2 separate regions of the Homo sapiens genome follow, and region 2 is linked to region 1. Evidence: read pairs that join two places in POLR2A ChIA-PET (ENCODE). Cell type or tissue: OCI-LY7. All regions are shown on one strand. Each heading gives the region's core, and the rest is flanking DNA. Links, peaks and the distances in the headings are about the cores only.

What was found. ChIA-PET counts read pairs that join two places held together with the same protein. Peaks named below come from ENCODE experiments on the same cell type or tissue, not always from the same donor. Only the 100,000 strongest peaks of a DNase experiment are listed, where the experiment ranks them.
Region 2: POLR2A ChIA-PET joins it to region 1 with 5 read pairs; 2 of 35 experiments call an interaction of 5 or more read pairs at or near these places.

What each region holds. Positions count from the first base shown.
Region 1 is chr10:96,928,382-96,933,697 of GRCh38, forward strand. All of the region lies in intron 4 of LCOR (ligand dependent nuclear receptor corepressor), which reads left to right. Among named protein-coding and RNA genes, the nearest start is that of LCOR, 99 kb to the left of the region's middle. In OCI-LY7, for the core only: a CTCF peak has its summit at 1,464 (motif pointing right); a DNase peak (open chromatin) is centred at 2,960; H3K4me3 peaks cover 671 bases; H3K27ac peaks cover 1,457 bases.
Region 2 is chr10:96,772,767-96,778,082 of GRCh38, forward strand. No RefSeq gene overlaps it. Among named protein-coding and RNA genes, the nearest start is that of MIR607, 53 kb to the right of the region's middle. In OCI-LY7, for the core only: no CTCF peak of the experiment used is centred there; no DNase peak of the experiment used is centred there.

The DNA of each region.
Region 1 (5,316 bases), core at 81-5,080:
AACATGATGTAGACTCATTTAAAAAAAAATAAACCACTGTTTTGTTTTCTCATCCATAACAAGCAACTCTTCACCCTTTCAAGTTTTGTCACGAGATTGCAGCAATTAAGTTACATCTTAAGGCTCCACTTCAAGTTCTCTTACCATTTCCACCATATCTGCAGGTCCTTCCTCCACTGATGTCTTGAACTTCTCCAAGTCATCTGTGAGGGTTTGAATCAGCTTCTTCAAAACTCTTGTTAATATTTATATTTTGTTCTTCTCTCTTGAATCACGAATGTTCTTAATGGCATCTAGAATGGCAAATCTTTTCCGGAAAGTTTTTAATTTACTTTGCCTAGATCCTTCAGAGGAATCACCAGCTATGGCAGCTATAACCTTGCGAAATGTATTTCTTAAGTAACAAGACTTGAAAGTCAGTATTACTCTTGGATACATGGGCTGCAGAATGGGTATTGTGTTAGTAGGCATGAAAACAACATTAATCTCCTTGTACATCTCCATCAGAGCTCTTGAATGACCAGGTGGATTGTCAGTGAGCAGTAATATTTTTAAAGGAATCTTTATTTTTTTCTTTCTGAGCAGTATGTCTTAACTGGGGACTTAAAATATTCAGTAAACCATAATATAAACACATGTGTTGTCATCCAGGCTTTGTTGTTCTGTTTATAGAGTACAGGCAATGTAGAGTTAGCATAATTCTTAAGGGCCCTCGAATTTGGGGAATCGTAAATGAGCACTGGCTTCAACTTTGGTCACCACTGCATTAGACTCTAACAATCTCATCAACCTGTTCTTGAAGCTTTGAAGCCAGGCATTGACTTGTCCTCTCTCACTATGAAAGTCCTTGCTGACATCTTCCAGTATGAGGCCTTTTTGTCTACATTGAAAATCTGTTGTTTTGTGTAGCCACCTTCATCAGTGATCTTAGAGTGATCTTCTGTATAACTTGGTGCAGCTTCTGTATCAGCACTTGCCACTTCACCTTGCACTTTTGTTGTTACAGAGATGACTTCTTTTCCTTAAACCTCATAAGCCAACCTCGGCTAGCTTCCAGCTTTTCTTCTGCAGCTTCCTCACCTCTCAGCCTTCATAGAATTGAAGAGAGTTAGAGCCTTGCTCTGGATTAGGCTTTGGCTTAAGAGAATGTTGTGGCTGGTTTGATCTTCTATCCAGACCACTCAGACTTTCTCCATATAAGCAATAAAGCTGTTTTACTTTGTCATTTTTGTGTTCACTGGAGTAGCACATCTAATTTTCCTTAAGAACTTTTTCCTTTACATCCACAAGTTGGCTAACTGACATTAGAGACCTATGTTTTGACCTGTCAGCTTTCAGCATGCCTTCCTCACTAAGCTCAATCATTTAAATCAAAAGCTCAAGCTTTTGATTTAAAGTGAGAGACATGCAACTCTTCCTTTCACTTGAACACTAGAGGTCATTGTAAAGTATATTAACTGGCCTAATTTCTATATTGTGTCTCAGGGAATAGGAGGTCGAAGGAGAGGGAGAAAGACAAGGGAACAGGTGTTCAGTGGATCAGAACACACCTAACATTTATCAATTTAGTTCACCATCTTATACAGGTGCAGTGTGTGGGACCTCAAAATAATTCACTACAGTAACATAAAAAATCACTAATTAGGAATCACCACTGTGAATAGTAACCATTAAAAAGATTGAAATATTGCAAATATTACAAAAATGTGACACCAAGTGGTGTCACCATATGCTCTTGGGAAAATGGCACCACTAGACTTGGTCGACACAGGGTTGCCCCAAACCTTTAATTTGTGAAAGACACGGTATCTGCCAAGTGCAATAAAGTGAGGTGTGCCTGTGTTGTATGCCATTGATCTATATGTCTGTCCTTACACCAGTACCACAGTGTCTTTATTATATCTTTAAATGTAGAAATCTAGTAGTATGAGTCTTCCAGTTTTTTAGTTTTTCAAACTTGTTTTGCTAATCTAGGTCTTTGATCTTTCTTTATAAAGTTTATAAAGATTATAATCACCTTACCAATTCTTGAAAAAACCTTTGAGGATTTTGATTAGGATTGTATTGAAACTTCGATTAATTTGGAAAGAATTGCCACGTCAGTAGTGGTATTTCAGTTTACATAGTTTATCTCACCTGTATTAGTTTTTACTTTCTCTCAGCAGTGTTTTTATACTGTCATTTCCCTTCAACCCGAATAACTTCCTAAAGCATTTCTAGTGGCTTTGAGAGAGAGCTACTTTAAATTGTGGAGAAAAGCGTAGAGTAAACTGCTGTGCTTTGAATGGGTCCTCTCCAAAATTCAGGTGTTGCCAATGTGATAGTATTAAGAGGTGGGGCCTTTTAAGAGGTGATTAGGCCATAAGGACTCCTTCCTCCTTAATGGAATTAAAAAAGGGGCTTGGTGTAGGGTTAGGCTAGCTTACTTGCCCTTCTCTGCCTTCTGCCATGTGAGAGCGCAGCAAGAAGGCCTTCACCAGACACCGAATGCTGTTGCCATGATTGTGGAATTCCAGGTTCCAGACTGTGAGAAAATAAGCTTCTGTTATTTATAAATGACTTACTCTCAGGAATTTTATTATAGCAGCACAAAATGGGCTAGACAAACTCCATATTTGAAAATGTATTTTAGATACTTTATAGCCCTTCCTAGAAAACATAATAAAGGCTCCTATTAGATAATAAAAGTGTATATTTGTAAAGCTTTTACTATTATTACAAATTATGACAAATATTATTTATAATATTATTATTAAAGCTTTTCCTGTTGGAAAATATCTCAGCCCATTTAGTATTGTATTTCCTCCCCTGTTTTGGGTGATGGATGGTGACACCACAAAGCACTGGTATTTTTTTTTTTTTTTTTCTTTGAGATGGAGTCTTGCTCTGTTTCCCAGGCTAGAGTGCAGTGGTGTCATCTTGGTTCACTGCAACTTCCGCCTCCCAGGTTCAAGTGATTCTTCTGCATCAGCTTCCTGAGTAGCTGGGACTACAGGTGCACACTACCATGCCTGGGTAGTTTTTTTGTATTTTTGGTAGAGATGGGGTTTCACCATGTCGGCCAGGCTGGTCTCAAACTCCTGACCTCAAGTGATCCACTGCCTCGGTGTCCCAAAGTGCTGGGATTAACAGCATGAGCCACTGCGCCTGGCAGCATTGGTAGTTTCTATAGCTCTTTTTCTTTCTGCTTCTCCCTACCACCTTCCACAACTCCTTTAAAAGAAATTACTTAAAGGATATTGGGAAGTGGACGCAAAGTAGTGAGTCTACCAGAGAACATAACAACCTGAAGATAGATGGACCTACACTTTCTCCTGAAAGCTGTATACAAAATTAAATTTTATATACAAACATATGTAAATACATTCTTCATTTGTTTCAGCAGCAGCAGTTAGGAAGTAAAAGAAAAATCCTTTTCATAATGACAAGAAAAAAGTAAGATAATAAGTACGTGGGAACTGTGTGAATAAACTTTGAAATCCATTAAAGTCCACTTGGGTAAATTTAAACAGTTCCTAAAAGAGAAGACTGAATGTTTTAAGGATATTACTCTTTCTGAATTACTCTCTAGGTATAATGCTATTGTGATCAAAAACACATTGTATGTCTTTGGGGAGCTTTTGCTGGGGGGATAGCAGAATTCACTAATCTAGGTCTTTGATCTTTCTTTATAAGTGATTTTAAATATAATCTGAAGAATAAAGCTAGAATGGCCAGGATATCTTAAAGATATAAATAATGAGGGGGATTTTCCTTCCTAAATGCTAAGACTTATGTAATTTTAAAAATATGCCACTGACGATAGATTTGAAAAATAAATCAATAAATGAAATTAATGTTTATAGAACTATTATGATGATTTTATAAAAAGTACCCTCAAACATTGCTTGGAAAATTAAGTGTTATTCAGTAGATGGTGCTAGAATTATTATTGGTTAATCATTATATTGCTTCCAGTAAACTCATAGGAAAGGAAAAAACTATATAAGAACAATAAACCATTAAAACATATTGATCCTTACCAGTAATCAGAGAAGTGCAAATTGAAACAAGGAACCTTTTTTATTTTATTTTATTTTATTTTATTTATTTTTATTTTTTGAGACAGAGTCTCGCTCTGTTCCCAGGCTGGAGTGCAGTGGTGCGATCTTGGTTCACTGCAACCTCCGCCTCCCGGGTTCAAGCAATTCTCCTGCCTCAGCCTCCCGAGTAGCTGGGACTACAGGCGCACGCCACCACACCTGGCTAATTTTTGTATTTTTAGTAGAGATGGGGTTTCACCATATTGGCCAGGATGGTCTCGATCTCCTGACCTTGTGATCCACCTGTCTCGGCCTCCCAAAGTGCTGGGATTACAGGCATGAGCCACCATGCCTGGACCAAAGAATCATTGTATACCAATGAAATCTGATGTCTACAAGTGTTGCACCATAGTACCCCGAACACTGCAAGTGGGAATACAAATTGGTATAACTTTTCCTTAGAAAAAAGTTTGTGAATATGTTTCAAGAAAGGAAGAAATTGTTTATTTTGGTTGATGGTTTCTCTTATAGTAATCTATCCCAAGGAAATAATGAGAATGTGGAACAAATTCATTAAAATGCACAGTTATAGTAACAAAATAAAAAACTGGTCTAATTGCAAATTATGGTACATTTATTAAGATAAGTGTTTTTGAAGAATATGTAACAATGTAAGAAAGAAAATCCTAATATTAATTGAGGATAAGTAAAATGATCTTCAGTGTGAGTCTCATTTAATTTTTTTAAGTTAATATGTCTGCGTATGTGTTTTTTAGGGGAATATATCAAATGATTGGCAGTTCATAGCTAAGATTGTTGAGAATACTAGTTGTTTTTACTTTCTCTTTATAGCTTTGTGTACAAGGTAGCTTTTTTCAGGATCTTCCAGAGAATGAGAAGAACAAGCATTATTTATAAAAGCATAAACCTTGTAGGATTTCTGTGCAATATATTTGCTTTAAGAAAAATGAAACTATAGATGATTGTGGCTTATAAATTTTTATTGATAAATGGTGAAACCTTTATTTATATAGAGGAATAAAAGACAAAAGAACACAAGTCCCTGGTTAAGTTAATATAAAGTTAGTAGCTTAAATGGAATTGGTTTCAATTTACAGATGGAAAGACTCTTTTTGAGATGGAGTCTCGCTCTGTTGCCCAGGCTGGAGTGGAGTGGCACGATCTGGGCTCACTCAACCTCCGTCTCCTGGGTCCAAGCAATTCTCCTGCCTCAGCCTCCTGAGTAGCTGGGATTACAGGTGCATGCCACCACGCCTGCCTAATTTTTGTATTT
Region 2 (5,316 bases), core at 163-5,162, 160 kb before region 1:
TCCCTCCCAGCTAAGCTCCAAAGCTGGAGTGCCCCAGGCAGCCACGTGGTCACAATATCAGTTATCTATTGTTGCATAACAACCCACCCCAGCCAGAAGTTTGGTGCTACCATCTGGCTTACTCTGTTGGGTAAATGAACAAATGATGCCCCAGGTAATAGCAAACAGGTGAAAAGGGCACTATTGAACTTGAAAATTGGTGCTTACCTTTAATTCACATGTAGATTATCTTATTTGTCTGAACACAATGGCCACTTCTACTACAAGCTCATTGTGCGGATTTGCAAAACATAAACCACAGTCTCCCATGAAAAATTCCTTCCTCAGTATAAGGAAGGTGACTCTGGAGGCTTTTTTTTAATTCTTCAAGTTCCTAAGAATTGGATATTATTAGGTAAATTACCAATTTGATTGTCTAAATGGCACTCCATTATACTAAAATTCAGAGTAACTCCCCAAATGCCTTCATAATCTAATGGCAAAATTCAATGCCAAGTGTGTCCAAAAACTCATAACCCACTCAATAGATAGAATTCAAATGTGGCTGGGTGTGGTGGAGTCACGCCTGTAATTCCAGAACTTTGGGAGGCCAAGGCGAGCGGATCACTTGAGGTCAGGAGTTTGAGACCAGCCTGACCAACATGGTGAAACTCCATCTCTACTAAAAAGATATAGAAAATTAGCCAGGCATGGTGGTGCATGCCTGTAATCCCAGTTACTTGCAAGGCTGAGGCAGAAGAATTGCTTGAACCCGGGAGGCAGAGATTGCAGTGAGCCGAGATTGTGCCATTGCACTACACCCCAGGCAACAAGAGCAAAACTCCGTCTCAAAAAAAATAAAATAAAATAGGCCAGGTGCAGTGGCTCACGCCTGTAATCCCAGCACTTTGGGAGGCCGAGGTGGGCAGATCATAAGGTCAGGAGATTGAGACCATCCTGGCTAACACGGTGAAACCCCGTCTCTACTAAAAATACAAAAAATTAGCCAGACGTGGTGGCAGGTGCCTGTAGTGCCAGCTACTCGGGAGGCTGAGGCAGGAGAATGGAGTGAACCTGGGAGGCGGAGCTTGCAGTGAGCCAAGATTTCACCACTGCACTCCAGCCTGGGCAACAGAGCGAGACTCCATCTCAAAAAATAAATAAATAAATAAATATAAAGAGAATTCAAATGCAATTTGATCTTCTTACAAACTAGAAAATGTTTCTAGAAATGTTTCTAGAAAGGGCCATTCATTAAATGTTAAAAGCTATTTAATTTACCACTAGCTAGTTCATTGGCAGTAAAAATATGAGTTAACAGTATATATTACAGCAGTGGTTCTCAAATTTTAGCCTGCATCAGAAGCACCTGGAGGGATCATTAAAACACAGACTGTTGCCTCCCCGCTCCCCACCTGCTAGGGGTTTTACCTTAGGTCTGGGTTGGGGTCTGAGAATTTGTGGTTTTTGTTTATTTGTTTGTTTGTTTTGCTTTAATTATTTAAAAATTTTACTTTTTTAAAATTTTTACAAGTCCACAACATGATGATAATTTGCATTGTTAACAAGTGCCAGGTGATGCTTAAACTGCTAGGGAATCACACACTGAGAAACACTGTATCACAGGGAAGGGAAAAGCTCTTAGGCTAACTATGAAATGGACATAAATTCTGTTTTATCCAGGGACAAAAGAGGCTCAAAATTTAGCTTTGGCCTGGAACACAGGCTAGTGGGGCTAGTGGTTGTCAAGGGTGCTGGGGACGTGTGTGGAGGGAGTGGAGGCTACATTCTAAAAGAAGAGGATGCTGATGCCATATTTAAATATGAGAAACTAGGTTGCTGGAACCACCAGTTTATCAATGTGGTACATGCCACAGGCATTGAAATCTAACTCCAATCTAGTGCCTACGCCCTGTTTTCTCTACCACTACCATCCTTAAAAAATGAAAAAGAAATTACGTTCACTTTAGCCTAACCTCTCAAAGCCCCAGGTGTGAATTAGTTTATCTGATGATGAAGCTTATAAAATTTTACATGTGATTTGCCATTATCAGGATGTAAAGCACGTTCAGATTTATTACCTTCTTTGATCAAAACAATCCTATGTGGTAGACCCTGTTATTCTTATTATACAGATAAGAAAATTTAATCAACAAAGGATAAATGACTGGCTCAACATTAGAGCTAATAATTATCAGTGCCAGTGCTCAAGTCCAGGCTTTTGAAGATCAAGTACTAAAAGGTTAAGCTGTCCAAAGATGTAGATTCCCATAAATGTAGAAGCCAAAAAGAAAATTTGTTACCCTTGTTATTGCTGTTTCTCAAACATGTTAGGAGTAATAACATTTAAATACATGTAACACTTATTTTCATGAGGAGATAGCATAAAAAATAGATACCATCACAACAAAGATGAGAAAAAAAATAGAAAGCAGCCAGGTGCAGTGGCTCATGCCTGTAATCCCAGCACTTTGGGAAGCCAAGGCGATGGATCACCTGAGTTCAGGAGTTCAAGACCAGCCTGGCCAACATGGCAAAACCCCTAAAAATACAAAAATACAAAAATTAGCTGGGCGTGGTGGCATGCACCTGTAGTCCCAGCTACTCGGGAGGCTTAGGCAGGAAAATCGCTTGAATCCGGGAGGCAGAGGTTGCAGTGAGCCGAGACTGTGCCCCCGCGCTCCAGCCTGGGTGACAGAGCAAGACTCCATCTCAGAAAAACATAATAATAAGAAATAGAAAGCACGTTCTCCCATTTTCAAAACAGCATTATTTAAAGGATATAACTTGTGGCTGGGTGCAGTGATTCATGTCTGTAATCCCAGCACCTTGGGAGGCTGAGGCAGGTGGATTACTTGAGGCCAGGAGTTCGAGACCAGCCTGGCCAACATGGCAAAACCCTGTCTCTATTAAGAATACACAAATTAGCCAGTTGTGGTGGTGTGTGCCTGTAGTCCCAGGTACTTGGGAGGCTGAGGCAGGAGAATGCTTGGACCCAGGAGGCGGAGGTTGCAGTGAGCCAGGATTGTGCCACTGCACTCCAGCTTGGGCGACAGAGTGAGACCCCGTCTCAAAAAATAAATAATAAATAATAAAGGGTACAACTTGATAAATGTTATACAAACACGCCAGTGATCATCACCAATGTCAAGATAATGAACGTATTCATCAGCCCTCAAGGTTGCTTTGTGTTCCTCTGGACCCCCACACAAACCTACCCCGTCTCCAGACAACCACTGAGCTGTTTTCTGTCACTATGCATTAGTTTGCATTTCATTTTTTTTTTTTAAGACAGGGTCTCACTTTGTTGCCCAGGCTGAGGTGCAGTGGCATGGTCACGGCTCACTGCAGTTTCAGCCTCTCGGGTTCAAGCAATCCTCCCACCTCAGCCTCCTGAGAAGCTGGAACTACAGACATGTATCGCCGTGCCTGGCTAGTTTTTTAATTTTTAGTAGAGATGGAGTCTCTCTATGTTGTCCAGGCTGATCTCAAACTCTTTGGTCAAGAGGTCCTCCTGCCTCAGCCTCCCAAAGTGCTGGGATTATGGGCCGAGCCACCATGTCCAGCTCTTACAGTTTTATGTAAATGAAATCACACAGTAGGTACACTTGCTTGTCTGGCTTATTTCTCTTAGCATAATTATTTTGAAATTCATCTATGTTATAGTATGAATTTTTTAATTTTAATTTTTATTTATTTACTTATTTTACATGGAGTCTCACCCTGTCACCCAGGCTAGAGTGCAGTGGCGTGATCTCAGCTCACTGCCACCTCCACCCCCCAGGTTCAAGTGATTCTCCTGTCTCAGCCTCCTGAGTAGCTGGGACTTCAGGTGCATGCCATCATGCCTAGCTAATTTTTGTATTTTTAGTAGAGACGAGGTTTCACCATATTGGTCAGGCTGGTCTCAGACTCCCAACCTCAGGTGATCCACCCACTTCAGCCTCCCAAAGTTCAGGGATTACAGGCATGAGCCACCGTGCCTGGCCTATACCATGGATTCATAGTTCATTCCTTTTTGTTGCTGAGTAGTATTCTGTTGCATGGACCTGCCACAGTTTCTTCTTCTTTTTTTTTTTTTCTTCAACCCCAGAGAGTTAGCTACAGTTTCTTTATCTGTTCACCTATTGATAGACATTTGACTTGTTTCTAAATCTTGGCTATTTTAAATAAAGCTGTATCAATAATCATGTACAAGTCTTTGTATAGACATATGCTGTATGCTTTCATTCTCTTGGGGGAAATTCTTAGGAGTGAATTATATGGATCATATGAGAGGTTTATTTTAACTTTTAAAGAAACTACAAATCTGATTTTCGAAGTACTTGTACATTTTTACATTCCTACCAACAACAGAACAGAGTTCTAGCTGTTCTACATCCTGATCAACACTTGGTCTCATCGAGCTTTTGAATTTTGGCCATTCTAATGGGATTGTAGTGGTATGGCATTGGATTTAAATTTGTATTTCCTGATGGAATACTACTTAGCCATAAAAAGGAATGAATTAATGGCATTCACAACAACCTGGATGGGACTAGAGACTATTATTCTAAGTGAAGTAACTCAGGAATGGAAAACCAAACATTGTATGTTCTCATTCATAAGTGGGAGCTAAGCTACGAGGATGCAAAGACATAAAAATAACACAATGGGCCGGGCGCGGTGGCTCACGCCTGTAATCCCAGCACTTTGGGAGGCCGAGGCGGGCGGATCACGAGGTCAGGAGATCGAGACCATCCCGGCTAAAACGGTGAAACCCCGTCTCTACTAAAAATGCAAAAAAATTAGCCGGGCGTAGTGGCGGGCGCCTGTAGTCCCAGCTACTTGGGAGGCTGAGGCAGGAGAATGGCATGGACCCGGGAGGCGGAGCTTGCAGTGAGCCGAGATCCCGCCACTGCACTCCAGCCTGGGCGACAGAGCGAGACTCCGTCTCAAAAAAAAAAAAAAAAAAACACAATGGACTTAGGGGACTCAGGAGAGAAGGGTGAGAAGGGGTGAGGGATAAAAGACTACAAATTGGGTGCAGTGTATACTGCTCAGGTGATGGGTGCACCAAAATCTCACAAATCACCGCTAAAGAACTAACTCATGTAACCAAACACCACCTATCCCCCAAAAACCTATGGAAATAAAAAATTTCTTTAGCTGGGCATGGTGGCTCACGCCTGTAATCCCAGCACTTTGGGAGGCCAAGGCAGGCAGATCACCTGAGGTCAGGAGTTCAAAACCGGCCTGGCCAACATGGCAAAACCCTGGCTCTACTAAAAATACAAAAAAAAAAATTAGTCGGTCGTGGTGGTGTGTGCCTGTAATCCCAGCTACTAGGGAGGCTGA